Regions from separate parts of the Homo sapiens genome. Here region 2 is linked to region 1. A link is a contact called in ENCODE Hi-C or POLR2A ChIA-PET data. All regions are on one chromosome and are shown on one strand. Each heading gives the region's core, a stretch centred on a gene start or an enhancer-like site at or near the end of the contact. The rest is flanking DNA. Distances are from core to core; before and after follow the strand shown. Region 1 has its middle 30 kb from the start of ABCG1. Region 2 has its middle 13 kb from the start of TFF2.

Region 1 (7,683 bases), core at 2,869-5,368:
AAGAGCTGCCCTGATCGCTGACTCTGGCCCACTTCCAAAAAGAGAAACTGGAAAGGTGTTAAAAAAAAAAAAAGGGAGAAGGGTTTGGGAATAGGAACACGAAGAAGGAAGCCAGGGGAATTGGATTTGACCGTAGGCAGGCAGAGGGGGTGGTGTGGGAACAGGGAAAACAGGTCACAAATTGTCACACATGGTGGTTTCTGTACAATAGGTGTGGGGAGAAGGTGCGTGAGGGAAGAAGGGGACAGCCAGGTCCAAAGACAGCGAACACAGGGCCCAGTGCTTCACTGCTTTGCCCTGAGGCCGGCTGTGCTGCCCTTCCATATTCTGATCTTTGGAGAACCTGCCCAGGCAGTGTGATTTAGTGAGCGGGAGTGGCTATGAACCACATTGACACGTGGCTACGAGCCACAGTGATGTGTGAAGGCACGCCTGGAATGTATGCCCCTCTGTTTTACTGGACAGTGCAGGCGAATTTGTCTGCAAGAACAATGACCCATTTTAGATATAGCCCCTAGTGGGAACCCCTCTCCTGGGAGCTTATACTTGGAGAGAACTGGGCTCCTTCATGATTTCATTTGTAAACTTGGGAGGGCTTGAGACGAATGCAGACTGGCCGCACCTGCTTCCTCAAAGATTTTCACTTTCTGCACTGCCGTTGGCCTTGTCATGTTAACAAATGTCTCAGGCTCCGGTGGCCGATGAGTTCTGGGATGTACGCTGCTGTTGGCAGTGGGATGTTTATTGTGTGTTTTCTACAGAGAAGCAGCTGCTAGGATGAGGCCTGTCCACAGCAGGCCAGGTAAGCATGAGCTGGGACAGAAAATGAAATAGCGCCGTCAAAACTAACATAGAAAGTCACGTTGGGGCAGAGCATTTTGCTCCCCAACACGGGAAGAGGGCTCCTAAGAGGTTCCCAACTGTCAGCGGCAGAATCTTACAGCCACAACACCTATTAAATAATTGCAGGATGTGGAAAATGGAAAAACCACATAAAAATATCTCATGTAGCTGGAGTTGAAAGGCATATGTGTGTAGTAGGCTGCCATTTGATAGAAATCACAGACTGTTGTTGACCAAATCTCAAATCTGCTCACCAAGACAGTCCAGGTGCTGCCCACATAGCTGGGACAGTCCCAGTGGCTGCAGGAAAACCGAAAGGCCATTTGTGCCTCATGGGAGCCGAGAGGACAGAAAAGCAAAGCTAGTCAGTGCCTCCCCAGGGTTCAGAGGGTTTCAAAGGCAGTAAGTTGGACAGCTCGGGGTCTAGATGAATGCTCCTCCTCAGTGTGCTGTGAACCTCCCACAGTCACCGCTGGATGTGGACAGCTGTTCCCTACCTTCAGGTCTCCAGCTGATGGCAGGGGGTCTGGGGATGGAAAGCGGAGCTGAGTGGAGTGGGTTGCACAAGGTGGCATGGAACACCTGGTGTATGGGGCCACAGAAAGCTCACCTGCTACCTGGAACCCATGAGATCCTGAGCTCCTCAGGACAGTGGGCAGGGCCCTTCCAGCAGAGCAGAGCCAGAGGCGGCCAGGGACTAACAGTGTGATTCCGTTTCAGCCTTCCTGGCTCCTGGCTGCGCTCTTTAAAAGTCAGACTGGGGGCCCTGTGTACAAATGTGCCCTGATAGCAAAGGTTTTGTCTTTAGAAACCATCGAAATCTTAACTTAAAAATTTCGAATATTCAGATCTCTTTATAAAACCTGATGGAGCACTGGAGACAGGATCTTTAAAGTTGCTGGGGCTAAAAGCCCACCTCCCCCTCAGCCGCAGCTCTGCAGCGGGTGCCCCAGCAGCTTGCGGCAGGCGCCACTGTCCACTTCTCTGGTCTGTAGGCAGCGCACACCATCCCGTGTTGGCAGTCCCAGGCGAGCCAGTGCTTTCGTGGGCTTATTGTTCAGCAGTGAGAATGCATTTTCCCATCTGTGCAAGGGTGAGGTTCCCAGGCCAGTCCATAAAAGCCTGTTTTTGTTTCATTTGTAAATAGATTGCCTCACTGTAATTCCTCATGGTACCAAACTGTAGGACTCAGTATAGAGAGCTCTGCAACACTGTGGGTGTTGGAAAAATATTCCAAATTTGGCCCCTGGCCTCCAGGGCTATAGGCTTGGTCTTCCCTTCACACAAGATCTCTGGAAGCCCACATGCCACAGCCACACAGGTGCTGAGGAATCCACTGGGATCCAGGCGGGGTTTTGTGCAGGGGCAAGTATGGCCCAGCATCACCTACAGGGTGGTTCTTGGCCAGGGGGACAACCCCAGGGCCGAGGAGGTGAGATGGAGATGACAGGATATTGGTTAACACAGTCATTTCTGAGGGTTGAGACTTGAGAGCTCCGATGGCTTCTAAACTGTGTAGCAAGGGCTGATGAAGCGAACACCAATAGAGCTCCCGTCAGCACAAAGTATCTCACCTGAGGAGGAGGCCATTCGGGTTCATCTTACATGCCCAGTCCGATCTGCCAGTACGGCTGTCACTGCCTTAATTCCTGTGGAGCCAAGCCCACACTCAGCGGGGCCTGAGGCTCTGATTGTTTAGTGATGTCTGCCACGGAACGGGGCAGGGACACTGTGCTGGGAATTTGCCAACCCTGGCCACATCTTCACTGGGAAAGTCAGTACCTGCCATACTTTTAGAATTCCCCATGGAAAAATGTGCTCTTAAATGCAAGCTGACACTGGGGTCATTTTCAGAAGTCCATACCAGAAGCATTATTTGTCAAGGATTCTACAATTGGGCACATAAATCTAAAAATGTTCTATGCCAAATGGCATCTATGCAATGTCAGGGAAAAAGCAGGCAGTCATGTTCTGGGGAAAAGGTTTTGTTTTCTGTACACAAAATTAAGTCTAGTCTAGAGAGCTGAAATCACTAGTTTTAAAAAGTTGAATGTTTCCCACTTCCGTGTCCAGAAAAACTTAGCTACAAAGTATATTTACAGCCACTGTATATTGCACTTGAGTTGCTTCTGCAATTTTATGTTGCCATACTTCATAACTCTTCAAAGTTGTATAGACACTAATATATTTTGGGACATTAAATAATATATTGTCAACTGATTTACAACATAATTTAAAAGATGTATTATAACTGAAATGTAACAATTCAATCATTCTTTTCTTTTTTTTTTTGAGATGGAGTTTCACTCCTGTCACCCAGACTGGAGTGCAGTGGCACAATCTCAGCTCACTGCAACCTCCACCTACTGGGTTCAAGCAATTCTCCTGCCTCAGACTCCCAAGTGGCTGGAACTGCAGGTGTGCGCTGCCACGCCTGGCTGATTTTTTGTATTTTTAGCAGAGATGGGGTTCCGCCATATTGGCTAGGCTGGTCTCGAACTTCTAACCTCAGGTGATCCGCCCGCCTCAGCCTCCCAAAGTACTGGGATTACAGGCGTGAGCCACTGCGCCCAGCCCAATCATTGTCAATTTAAAGTGTTTTTCATTCATAACTGTCCCCTAAAATGATAGGTGTCAGTGAGTCTGGGAACTTCTCCATAAGCAGTTATTGAAGGGCAAACAAATGATTAAAGCTCTCAAGGGGAGTTTCCTGGGAATTCTAGGATAGCAGAGGATCTTGGCTGACTGCGATATTCGTGCCACCCCATTGCAAGAGTGTGCACCATGGCACAGCTCATATCAGAGGCTGAGACAGGGAACTGTTGTCCCGGAAGCATTCACAGGGCTTGCAACCTGCTTCCCAGCAGATGCAAGTGTTGGGCCTGGAGCTCGTGTGGGAAGGACTGACTTCTGAACCCACAAACATCAACTTTCCACTGAAATCCACTGCAAAATGTCCATGCCTCTTAAATTGAAAAAAAAATCTTTTTAGCAACATAACTGAGCTCAACCAATATGAAGCAACCATATGTAGGACATCTTTTTGAATGAAGGAAGGAATGAATCAATGATGAACAGATAGATAAAGAGATAGATAGATGATAGATACATAGATAGGTAGGCAGAGAGAGAGAGATGATAGATTTCTAAATGAGTAAATGCCTTGCCCAGCCCCCTTCTCCCTGGGCTATGTCTGACTTCCGCTCGTGGTTTCCATCTTAGCCCACAGCCAAAGCTCTTCCTGGTTGCTCAGTCTTAGAGCCAACTTCTTAACTACTGGCTGTCTCGCTGTTGCAGCCTAGGCTGTGTGACTTGATCACAGGAAATACACTGGTTTCTCTTTCTGGCTGAGTTGTTGCTAACACTCCTGCAGCCCTTCTCTAACTGCAGAAGAGAAGGAGACAGTCGGCGAGGCCTCCACAAACTAAAAGCCTAGCAGTTCCAGACTGTGGGTGGTGGACAGTTTCATACTTTCTCCCAAGCAGATGTCTGTAAACTGCTTCCATTATTATGAAAGCAGTAACTACCTGTTACCAAGTGACTGCCCCGCGCTCAGCACTTTACTCTCAGCGCAGCCTAGCACTGTGGGGATTATTTAGGGTGGCTTTGCCAGGACTGGGAAGGAGGGGAGAGGAGTTCCTGGAAAGTGGGAATTTCAGTGCTAAAACCAGGACAAGTTGGTCCCTCCAAAGTGATTCCCATTTTCCAGGTGAGGTAACTGAGGCACAGAGGAGCCCCTGGCTTGTCTAGGGCACACAGCCAGTGGGGCAGCTGACTTCTGACCTCGTTTACTCTGATTCTAGGGCCTGTGCTAGGAAGCATGGACTTCCTCCTGCATGTTCGTATCCACATAGAACGGTCCAGTTGTCTTTCTCAATGGTCCAGACACAAGCTTTCGGGCCCTGGGTGAACCCTGAAAGACATAAGGAATAGACATGAGCTGCAGCGTTCAGCCCCCCTGTGGGGTACCCACCTGCCCCTGCTGGGGTACATACAATCTGAGTCAGCTGCCCCCACCAAAGGATGCCTCCCAATCTCCCCCAGCTCTCACCTCTACACCAGGCCTCCCCTCCATGAGCACGACCCTCACCCTGCTCAAACTCCTGCACCTCCTCTGACTCAGGGTACTGCCCTGTCCATGCCAGAATAGAACCCTATCCTGCTCAGCCCACCTCATGACTTTAGGACCAAATTATTCAGAAAACAAAAAGAAGCGGAAGATCTCTTTCGAAAAAATAGGATAAATTATAACAAAATAAAGATATATGAAACAATGCTTCTAGCCTTTTTCACTCCCAATGCACGTATCAGATACTTAAAAATTGGGTGTATTTCTGCTATGGACTCCCAAAATCCACGTGCTGAACCCCTGATTTCCAATGTGGTGGTATTTGGAGGTGCTGCATTGGGGAGGAGATAAGGTCACGAGGGTGGGGCTCTCATGTTTGGATTGGTGCCCTATACAAAGAGAGAGACACCAGCATGTTCATGCTCTCTCAACCCTAACCATGGGAGACACAGCAAGAAGTCTTCTGTTGGCCAGTCACGAAGAGGGCCCCCACCAGACCCTGACCCTGCCACCACCCTGATCTCACACTTCCCAGGCTCTGGAACTGGGAGCCTGTTGCTTTTGAGCCACCCAGTCCCCATGGCGGCCTAAGCTGACTGAGACAGAAAGTGGCCCTGAGGAGTGGGATGCTGCTGTAACCAAGAACCACAAATATGGATGCAGCTTTGGAGCTTGGTGATGAGTGGAGGCTGGAAGAGTTTGGGGGTCCATGCTAGAAAAAGCTGAGATAGCTGTGAAGGAAGCACTAAAGTCAATTTGCTGAGGGCTCAGAAAGGGGAGAGGAGAGCTGGAGGGAAAGCATTCATCATCTCAGAGGACACACAGACAACCATGAGCAGAATGCTGGTAGGAATACCAAAGGCCATGTGGGTGAGGTCTCAGGGGGAAATGAGAAACATGGCGTGGGACAGCAGAGGAAAGGTGATCTTTGTTATAAAGTAGCAAAAAACTGGGCTGACATGTGTTCCTGTTCTAGTGTTTTGTGGAAGGTGAAACTTGTAAAAGATGAAATGGGATCTTTAGCTGGGAATATTTCCAAGCAAAGTCGTGAAGGAGTGGCTTGGTTCCTCCTGACTGCTTATAGTGAAATGTGAGAAAAGATAATGGATTGAAGAAAGAATTGCTAAGCAAAACAGAACTAGAACTTAAAGATTTGGAAAAATCTCAGCCTATCTATGTTGTAAAAAATGAGAAGCCATGTTCAGAAGAGAACACTAAGGCTGTGGCCTCCAGAACTGTAAGAAATAAATTTCTGTTGTTTAAGCCACCCACTGTATGCTGTTGTGTTATAGCATCCTGTATTAATCCGTTTTCATGCTGCTGATAAAGACATACGTGAGACTGGGCAATTTACAAAAGAAAGAGGTTTAATGAACTTACATATGGCTGGGAAGGCCTCACAATCATGGTGGAAGGCGAAAGGCACGTCTCACATGGCGGCAGACAAGAGAAGAGAGCTTGTGCAGGGAAACTCTCCTTTTTAAAACCATCAGATATCGTGAAACTTATTCACTATCATGAGAACAACATGGGAAAGACCTACCCCCATGATTCAACTACCTCCGATTGGGTCCCTCCCACAACACGTGGGAATTCAAGATGAGATGTGGGTGGGGACACAGCCAAACCCTATCATACCCCAAGCAGACCAAAACAACATCCTTCCATAACTTCCTCTGATCATAACACATAAGTAATTGTGAGTGTGTGTGTGTCTGTGTGTGTGCATTATTTATGTGAGGTAGTTTTCCTTTTAAATCACTATGGAATTGTACTAATCATGTTACCTTTTCCATATCTTGAAAGCATTCCATGGCCATATATGCAGATCGTACCCATTATTTTATTAGCCACATCATCTTTCCTTGAATTGTAAGTGCCATAATTTATTCAGCTATTCTCTGATGTAGGAACATGAAATTTGCTTCCTTTTTTTTCTGCTAATACTGTTACTGGCATAATTTTCCTGCTAATACTAATACTGGCAACTCTAGCTTTGTCTTTTGTGTGCATGTTCTAGAAATGGTCAATAATATATTCTTCTCTATTAGTCATGGTTTTTCCTTAACTAGTAGTTTGTTTTTAAGAAATTGACAGTTTTACCTTATTTTTTCCTCTTATATTTGAAACAACTTGGGCTTATTTGTTTTTGAATGACCATGTTTTTTATCCCTGGCTGTCCTAAGATACTGAGATACTTGCATCTTTTTTTTTTTTTTTTTTTTTTTTTTTTTTAGACAGAGTCTTGCTCTGTCTCCCAGGCTGTAGTGCAGTGGCGCGATCTCAGCTCACTGCAAGCTCCACCTCCCGGGTTCACGCCATTCTCCTGCCTCAGCCTCCTGAGTAGCTGGGGCTACAGGCACCCACCACCATGCCTGGCTAATTTTTTTGCATTTTTAGTAGAGACGGGGTTTCACCGTGTTAGCCAGGATGGTCTCGATCTCCTGACCTCGTGATCTGCCCGTCTCGGCCTCCCAAAGTGCTGGGATTATAGGCGTGAGCCACCACACCCGGCCATACTCACATCTTAACAGATCTTAACAGGAGAGTAGCTTCCCGTATTGCTAAGGAACTATTCTGACCGATATAAGGGGAGAGTGAGGCCTCATCAACCTGGAAAGCCAAAAAGCCACGGCTTTAAGCAGTGGTATACTGATCCACACTGAACAATCAGATTTGGGGGTTCAAAATAACTCCCTGGCTTGTAGAGTTTGCCAAATTCCATGGTGTCAATGCTCCTACCACTGACCAATTAAAAGTGCCCAATATGA
Region 2 (7,700 bases), core at 2,150-4,649, 150 kb before region 1:
TACAGTAAGTTGAGGTTAATTTTATTATTGAAGAAAGAATAGTATTTTTTATAAATGTCGTGTGTTTATGAAGTCTATGGTAGGACAGTCGTGTCCTGGGCCTTCGAATTCACTCCCCACTCCCTCCCTGTCTTGTCCGGTCCTGCAAGCTCCGTTCATGGTAAGTGCCTACATACCGTCCCATTCTTTATCTTTCACACCATGTTTTGACTGTATCTTTTCTTTTTTCTTTTTTTTTTTGAAAAGGAGTCTCACCCTGTTGCCCAGGCCAGAGTGCAATGGCACCAATCTCGGCTCACTGCAACCTCCGCCTCCTGGGTTCAAGTGATTCTCCTGCCTCAACTTCCCAAGTAGCTGGGATTACAGGCACTCGCCACCACACCCAGCTAATTTTTGTACTTTTAGTTGAGACGGGGTTTCACCGTGTTGGTCAGACTGGTCTCGAACTCCTGACCTCAGGATCTGCCCACCTCGGCCTCCCAAAGTGCTGGGGATACAGGCATAAGTCACCATGCCCGGCCTTGGCTGTACCTTTTCTATGTTTAGATACACAAATGCTTACCACTGCGTTACGGTTGCTTCCAGTGTTCAGTCCAGTCACTCGCTGCACGGGTTTGCAGCCTGGGAGCCAACCGTGCAGCCTGGGTGTGCAGCAGGCGCTGCCCTCTAGCTATGCATTAAGCACATTCTACGGTGTTCACACAACGACAAAACCCCTCATGACGCGTTTCTCACAACATTTCCCTGTCGTTAAGTGCTGCACAGCTGTATGTGCACAGGCACTTTAGTGCTGATTTATAGTGGGTATCTATACAGTACGTTCTGGCATTCATGTAGTTAAGCTCTATGAAGTCGCTGCCAGCCCTGACTTAGTGAATCTGGAACCCTCGCTCCTGGGGAAGTACAGGGTCAGGTTTCTGCAAGCTTCTGGGAGCATTTCATTAACCAGCCATATGTAGCCAGGCTCGAGGGTGTTTCCTGTAGACACCTTGTGGAGTGCACACGGTGGTTACATTAATGCTGAACTCCAGGCCGGCACCCTGTCTCCCAGCCCCAGTGAGGCTGCCCTGCCCCTGGTGTTTTCCCCAGAGGCATATCACCTCACACCCAGGACACCAGACAGCTCCTCACTATGGCACATGGGGGCATCTTAAATGGGAAATCACCAACAACAGGCATAAAAACGTGGCACTACATAGACCAAGAAAAGGACATTAGTTCACAGTATGGGTTGAGGCAAGAAGGCCTTGTGTGGCTGGGCATGGTGGCTCATGCCAGTAATCCCAGCACTTTGGGAGGCTGGGGCGGGCGGATCACAAGGCCAGGAGATCGAGACCATCCTGGCTAACACGATGAAACCCTGTCTTTACTAAAAATACAAAAGTTAGCCAGGTGTGGTGGCAGGCACCTGTAATCCCAGCTACTCTGGAGGCCAAGCCAGGAGAATTGCTTGAACCTGGGTGGTGGAGGTAGAGGTTGTGGTGAGCTGCGAGCGCACATTTGCGCTCCAGCCTGGGCGAAAAGAGCAAGACTCCATCTCAAAAATAAAAAAGGCCTTGTGTGACTTCAGTTGGGAATATGCATGTCTGTGACTCAAATTTGTCACCACTTTGTACGTTTCTGCAAACGACCTTGAAAGCACCCCAAGTATTGATTTAGGGTCACCAATAAATTTTAGTGAGTAGGCGAATTTGCAAATAGAGAATATGTAATGGGAATAGACTGCATATTCATTACATGCATTTTATATTCATTATCTATAGTTTGGAGTTGTGGTACACGCATGAATATCTCTAGCTATTGCTTCAGGGGCCAGCCCCAGTGTGATGTCCCCCTCAACCCACCCTGCCTTAGAAGCCCAATCTGACCCCCACCATGGGATGCTGGGCAGTTAACTGGAGTCAGGGGGCTGCAATGAGGGTGTGTGAATCAGATCTCAAAAATATCTATCGCACTTCGGCTCTACAGCGATTTCTCTCTCAGGGTCACTGTGTGACCTTGGACAAGTTACGTAGACTTTTTGACCCTAGTTTTACTCATATGCTAAGTACAGATATTCATAACATCTTCCCTTCTGGGTTTGTGGTGAGGCTTCATGAGTTGAATTAGGATGTGCTTAGAGCTGTTCTTGCTATGATTGTTCATACATGCACATCCTCATATCCTAGGCCCATTCTTCCGGGAAGACACACGTGGTCCTGGTTGTCTCACAGTGACTGTCCCAGTGGCGGGCACCCGGCCATCAGACCCTCAGCATTCCACCTGCTCACACAGGAGGGCCAATGCCTACCAAGCCCCTCCATAAGCACATCGGGGTTCCTCTCCCAGGGGCTCTTCCATGGTTGCCTACCTCTGCCTCACCTGCCTGTGGCCCTGGCTAATGCTGTGGTCCTGACACATAGCTATCCCCACCCCAAGCTGGAACTCTGCTATTGTACCTCTCCCAGAAACCCCTGGGGGCCTGCCCTTGCCAGTGAAATAGGCAGGCGTGTTGCCTTCCCTCTTGCTGCACTTTGCTGGGTGGGCCACGGCAAGGATGCCTGAGCCTTGGGGCCCCCAGGCGTGGAGCAAGCAGCCGTTTCTTCCTTGTGGAAGCAGCGTGGACACTGCAACCCATGAGGCCACCATTTCAGGGCCATGCATGCAGGAATATATACAGCGTGTGTCTTCTGGGTCTGCAGCCACTCGGCACTGGCTGGGAGGGAGCAGCCCCACCTTCCTCCAGCTAGTGGAGGGACCAGGCCACAGGGAGGTGCAGCCTGGCCACTGCGCCCTCTCAGTAACTAGCAGCAGCCCAGGGGCCTCCAGACAGGCTGGGCAAGGACTGGTTCCCATGTGCAGGACCACAGCTCCCTGACAGCCTCTGTCTCCTCTGACGCCCCATCTGTCCCTCCAGCATCTGTCCCGCCCCACCGGCCTATTCCCCGAGTCAGCCCATCTCTGCAACAGAGCTTCCCCCACCTCAGCCCCCTCTCAGGTCTGTGTAAAGAGTGGTGGGAGGTTTTCAGCACTTTCCTGGGAACTTTCTCAGCTTCCAGGGAAACCAGGGGAGGGAGGAGTAGCCCCACTCCCGCTGAAGGGCTCTGATCTCAGCTCCTGCCAGGCCTCCAGCAGCGCGGACACGGATGAGCTGACACCATCGCAGGACGGCCGCCAGTTTTCCACAGGGCCCAGTGGCTGCAGCCTCTGTGTTTGTTTTCTGTGATCCAAAGACTGCTCAGCACTTAATAATTGTTTGACTTAATGTGGCGCAACCAGAAATGTGGCTTAGAGGAAGGAAGGGCCCTCTATTCAACCTTCCGAGCGCACAGGGCTCATTAAGGTGTTTTCCCCTAAAGAACCCTACAGGCTAATGATGCTCCACAGCGCCCTCTGCTATCCATGCTGGGGACAGACTCTCAGCCTTCCTGCAGCCCAATGGGCAAGTGGGTTCGGCTTCGGCATCTGACAACACGCAGCTTCCTGATGTCCAGAGAGAGATCTCAGTGCCTATCACACGTTGCAAATTGCCCCGTCATTTCATCAGTTCACTGTGTTCACATTAGTAACGCTGATGATGGCAATGCTCATGCCTTGAGATTTTTTTAAAAATTAGTTTCTCGGAGGTATAATTCACATACAATAAAACTCACCCATTTTAAATGAATCAGTTCATTGAGTTTTGACAAATGTATACAACTGTGTAAACACTACCACAATCAAGATGTAGAACATTCATTCCCTCCAAGAAAATCCCGTCGTGCCCTTTGCTGTCAATAGCCTCTCCCTAGCGCCAGAAAACCAAGAATCTGTGTTTTTTTGCTTTAGTTTCATTTCTTCTAGAATTTCAAGTAAGTTTAATCACACAGTGCAGACAGTGCACAGTCTTTGAAGTCTGTTTTCTTTCACACAGCACACAGCTTTCTTTGAGATTCTTCCAGGTTGTTGCACAGAAGGGTGGTTCGTTCCTTTTCATTGCTGAGTAGTATTCCACAGCAGGATACACTGCAATATGCTTACCTATTTACCAGGTGATGACATCTGGATTATTCCCAGCTTTTTACTATTATGGGTAAAGTTACTATGAACAATTATGCACATGTATGTGAAGGGATTTGGGTAAATGCTTGAGGAAATGCCTTTTTTCTTGGAAGTGTAGCTATGAGTGGATTTCTGGATAGTACGGTGTTATGTTTAACTTCATAAGAATCTGAAAAAATTGTTTTCCAAGGATTGAGCCATTTTGTCTCCCCAGCCACAATGGAGGAGATTTGCAAATGCTTACTACATCCTTGGTTTACTAGTCTTTTACATTTTAGCCATTGTGGTGTGTGGAATGTGATATCCTGTTTTCATTTTAATTTACATTTCACTAGTAACTAAGGATGTTGAACATCTTTTCATGAGCTTATTTTTCACACATCTTCTCAGGTAAAGTATCTGTCTAAATCTTCAACACTTTTTAACTCAGGTGTCTTTTTCTTCTTTGTAATGAGTTGTAAAATTCTTTATATATTCTGCATACAAGTCCTTTACTAGATATATTTTGTGCAAATATTTTCTCCTAGTCTGTGACTTACCTTTTCGTTCATTTCCTTAAGAATATTTTTCAAAGAGAAAATATCTTTAATTTTGATGAAATCTAGTTTTTCTCATTTTTCTTTTATGATTCAAACTTTATGTTTCCTACCTAGAAATCTCTGCCTAATTCAAGGCCACGGACGTGTTCTATTATATTCTCTTCTAGGAGTTTTATAACTTTGGTGCTTATACTTTTGTCTATGACACATTTTCAGTTCACATTTTTGTATAAATTTGTGCATTTTCCTTTGTTTTTAAGTGTCTGAAACAATTTTTGCAGCATTGGGACTGTTAGGTACTTGAAGCTTGGCTAGAATTTCCCTGTGAGATTATCTGGACATGGAGATTCTTACGGCTTTTTTTTCTGGGAATCCCGAAAGAACCAGCCCTTCAAGGTGGATCCCGGGGAGCCAACTGGGGCTAAATTCAAAATAGAGCCGTGTGGCCATTTGCTGACTAGACGTCACACACGTACTCTGCATTCCTGGAAACCCACATGTTTGCTTCGTTCTGGGACATTCATAGCTGCTCCTGTTCACTCCTGTATCAACGGCTACTGGAAAGCCTCCCCTCGGCCCCTGGAGCTCACCAGGAGAATGTGGCCCACATCTACCAATCAGAACTAAACAAGCGTCAACTAACCACAGCTAAGCAAGTTTGCATCCCCTATTTGCATAGCAGACGAGAGTGGGAACCCAGAGGGAGCTTTCTCTTTAAAAGACAACCCCTCTCTTTGTTGTCTCAGATTGCACCTTTGTTTTGTACCGAAGGGGGTGTCTCCCTGGTTTGCAAAATGTTTACTGGAATAAAGTCTCTTTCTTTTTTAAAAAAATAAGCAAAATCCTGTTTAATGATTTTGTTGACAGCTCCTTGATAACGTTTTCCATTTCTTCTACGGTTTATTTCAGCCCTATGTCTCTATTGGACCCATTTTGTTAAACTGTTATTTTCCTAGGAACTTACGCGTTTCATCTAGATATTAAAAATTAGTTGCATAAAGTTATTCAGGGTAGCCTCTTACCGTTTTTAAAGACTCTTCTGTTTCAATAGTTGTTTCCTTCATTGTCAATTCTTATTCTGGATATTTGTGGATCCTTTTTTCATTTTTTTTATTGGGTTAGCCAGTGGTTTGCATATTTTGTTTAATTTTTAAAAATAACTGGGATTGAATTTGTGAAAAAGAATTCCACTCTTTTTCTCTTCTGTACTTCATTGATTTCTTTCCCTTTGCTTTCTTTCAGCCTTTTTTCAACAAGCTATTCTTTTCCTAGTTTTCTGGTTTGGGAATTCAATTTATGGATTAATGGCATGTGTTTAAATCTATGCACTTTCCACTAATTACCATTTTAAATATTGCCCATAGATTCAGAAATGTGGTGTTTTTATTATCATAATTTCTAAAATATTCTATAATTTTGGTTAGTAATTTATCTTTTAGCCACAAGTATTTAATAGAAGATATTTCCATTTCCATGTGCAATAATGTTAATATTTTTTGGTTTTGTTGCACTTGATCATAGAGTGATTATAACATTTTTACTTTTCTTTTTTTGAGACAGAGTCTCTCTCTGTTACCCAGGCTGGAGTGCAGTGGCATGATCTTGGCTCACTGCAACCTCTGTCTTCCAGGTTCAAACGATTCTCATGCCTCAGTCTCCCAAGTAGCTGGGATTAAAGGCGTGCACCACCACACCTGGCTAATTTTGTGTGTGTGTATTTTTAGTAGAGACAGGGCTTTGCCATGTTGCCCCAGGCTAGTCTTGAACCCCTGGCCTCAAGTTATCATCCCTCCTTGGCCTCCCAAAGTGCTGAAATTACAGGCCTGAGCCACTGCACCCAGCCAAAACTTTTACTTTATGGAACTTATTGCTTTTTTGTGTGCAAATGTACCATTAAATTTTGTGAATATTTCATGTGTGCTTGAGAAGAAGTTGTATTAATATTGGGAATTAAACTTTGACATATCCATATGTATACATACATACACAGTGTATATGTCTATTCATCAGATCTGCCTTATTAATTATATTCCTTGAGTTCTATTTTTTTACTTACTTTTTTCTTTGTTCACTTGACTTGTCTTATCTTCAGAATGATGTTCTCATGACCAGTTATGGGTTTTGTCTATTTCTGCTTGTATCTCACTGTTTCTGGCTTATAAAATAAATATACTTTTCCTATCCCTTTCTTGGTGCAAAAATATTTATAACTGTTATTGCTCCATTGTGAACTGTGACCTGCCAAGCGTCTGTCTTCATCATGTCTGATGCCTGCTGGCCTGAATTCTATTTTGTCTGATGTTGAGATTGCAGCCCCTGCTCAGCTCAAGGTCCTAGTAGTTACATCAGTTTTGGTCATCAAGTGCTTCAAAGCTCTATGATTTTAGCAATATATTGATTAATTTTTCATCAGAATAGCTGTTGGTTAACAGCAGAAAGGAAAAGAAATACCAGTCAAGAAATGTAGGGGGCCGGGCGAGGTGGCTCACACCTGTAATCCTAGCACTTAGGGAGGCTAAGGTGGATGGATCACTTGAGGTCTGGAGTTTGAGACCAGCCTGGCCAACATGGTGAAGCCCTGTCTCTACTAAAAATACAAAAATTAGCCAGGCATGGTGGTGTGTGCCTGTAATCCCAGCTACTCGGGAGGCTGAGGCAGGAGGATCACTTGACCCTGGGAAGCAGAGGTTGCAGTGAGCTGAGATCGTGCCATTGGACTCCAGCCTAGGGGCAAGAGTGAAACTGTCAAAAAAGGAGAAAGAAAGAAAGAAAGAAAGAAAGAAAGAAAGAAAGAAAGAAAGAAAGAAAGAAAGAAAGAAAGAAAGAAAGAAAGAAAGAAAGAAAGAAAGAAAGAGAGAGAGAGAAAGAGAGAGAGAAAGAAAGAAAGAGAGAGAAAGAAAGAAAGAGAGAGAGGGAGGGAGGAATGAAGGAAGGAAGAGAGAAGAGAAGAAAGGTGCTAATGAGGAAGAGGATAAGACAATAATAATAAAAATGACAATAGTGCCAATTCATCTTATGCTTTTCAATAGGTAAGTTATCTGATGGATTGGCTTAAAAGTCTCATAGAGCACATCAAAATTTCTCTAGAATTAAAAATAAGGTTAAAAAGGAAAACAAATGACCATAATCTGAATTATTGCA

Evidence for each region. A loop is a pair of places that touch in the nucleus more often than their neighbours do. ChIA-PET counts read pairs that join two places held with the same protein, here RNA polymerase II (POLR2A). Pooled maps may share reads with other maps.
Region 2: a loop to region 1 is called in a pooled map, with 2.6 times the contacts of the local background. The contact joins two enhancer-like sites. A Hi-C loop is called at or near these places in 5 of 50 pooled maps. POLR2A ChIA-PET finds 5 or more read pairs at or near these places in 2 of 52 experiments (activated CD4-positive, alpha-beta T cell and activated naive CD4-positive, alpha-beta T cell).

The regions. Positions count from the first base shown.
Region 1 is chr21:42,184,871-42,192,553 of GRCh38, reverse strand. No RefSeq gene overlaps it. Among named protein-coding and RNA genes, the nearest start is that of ABCG1, 30 kb to the left of the region's middle. RefSeq lists enhancers at 3,918-4,077, 4,218-4,457. Within about 2 kb of position 4,118, at least 19 of the 41 ENCODE cell types and tissues checked have a DNase peak (open chromatin) inside an H3K27ac peak, as active enhancers do.
Region 2 is chr21:42,333,695-42,341,394 of GRCh38, reverse strand. No RefSeq gene overlaps it. Among named protein-coding and RNA genes, the nearest start is that of TFF2, 13 kb to the left of the region's middle. RefSeq lists enhancers at 944-1,013, 2,207-2,336, 2,842-3,537, 5,016-5,517. Within about 2 kb of position 3,399, at least 11 of the 41 ENCODE cell types and tissues checked have a DNase peak (open chromatin) inside an H3K27ac peak, as active enhancers do.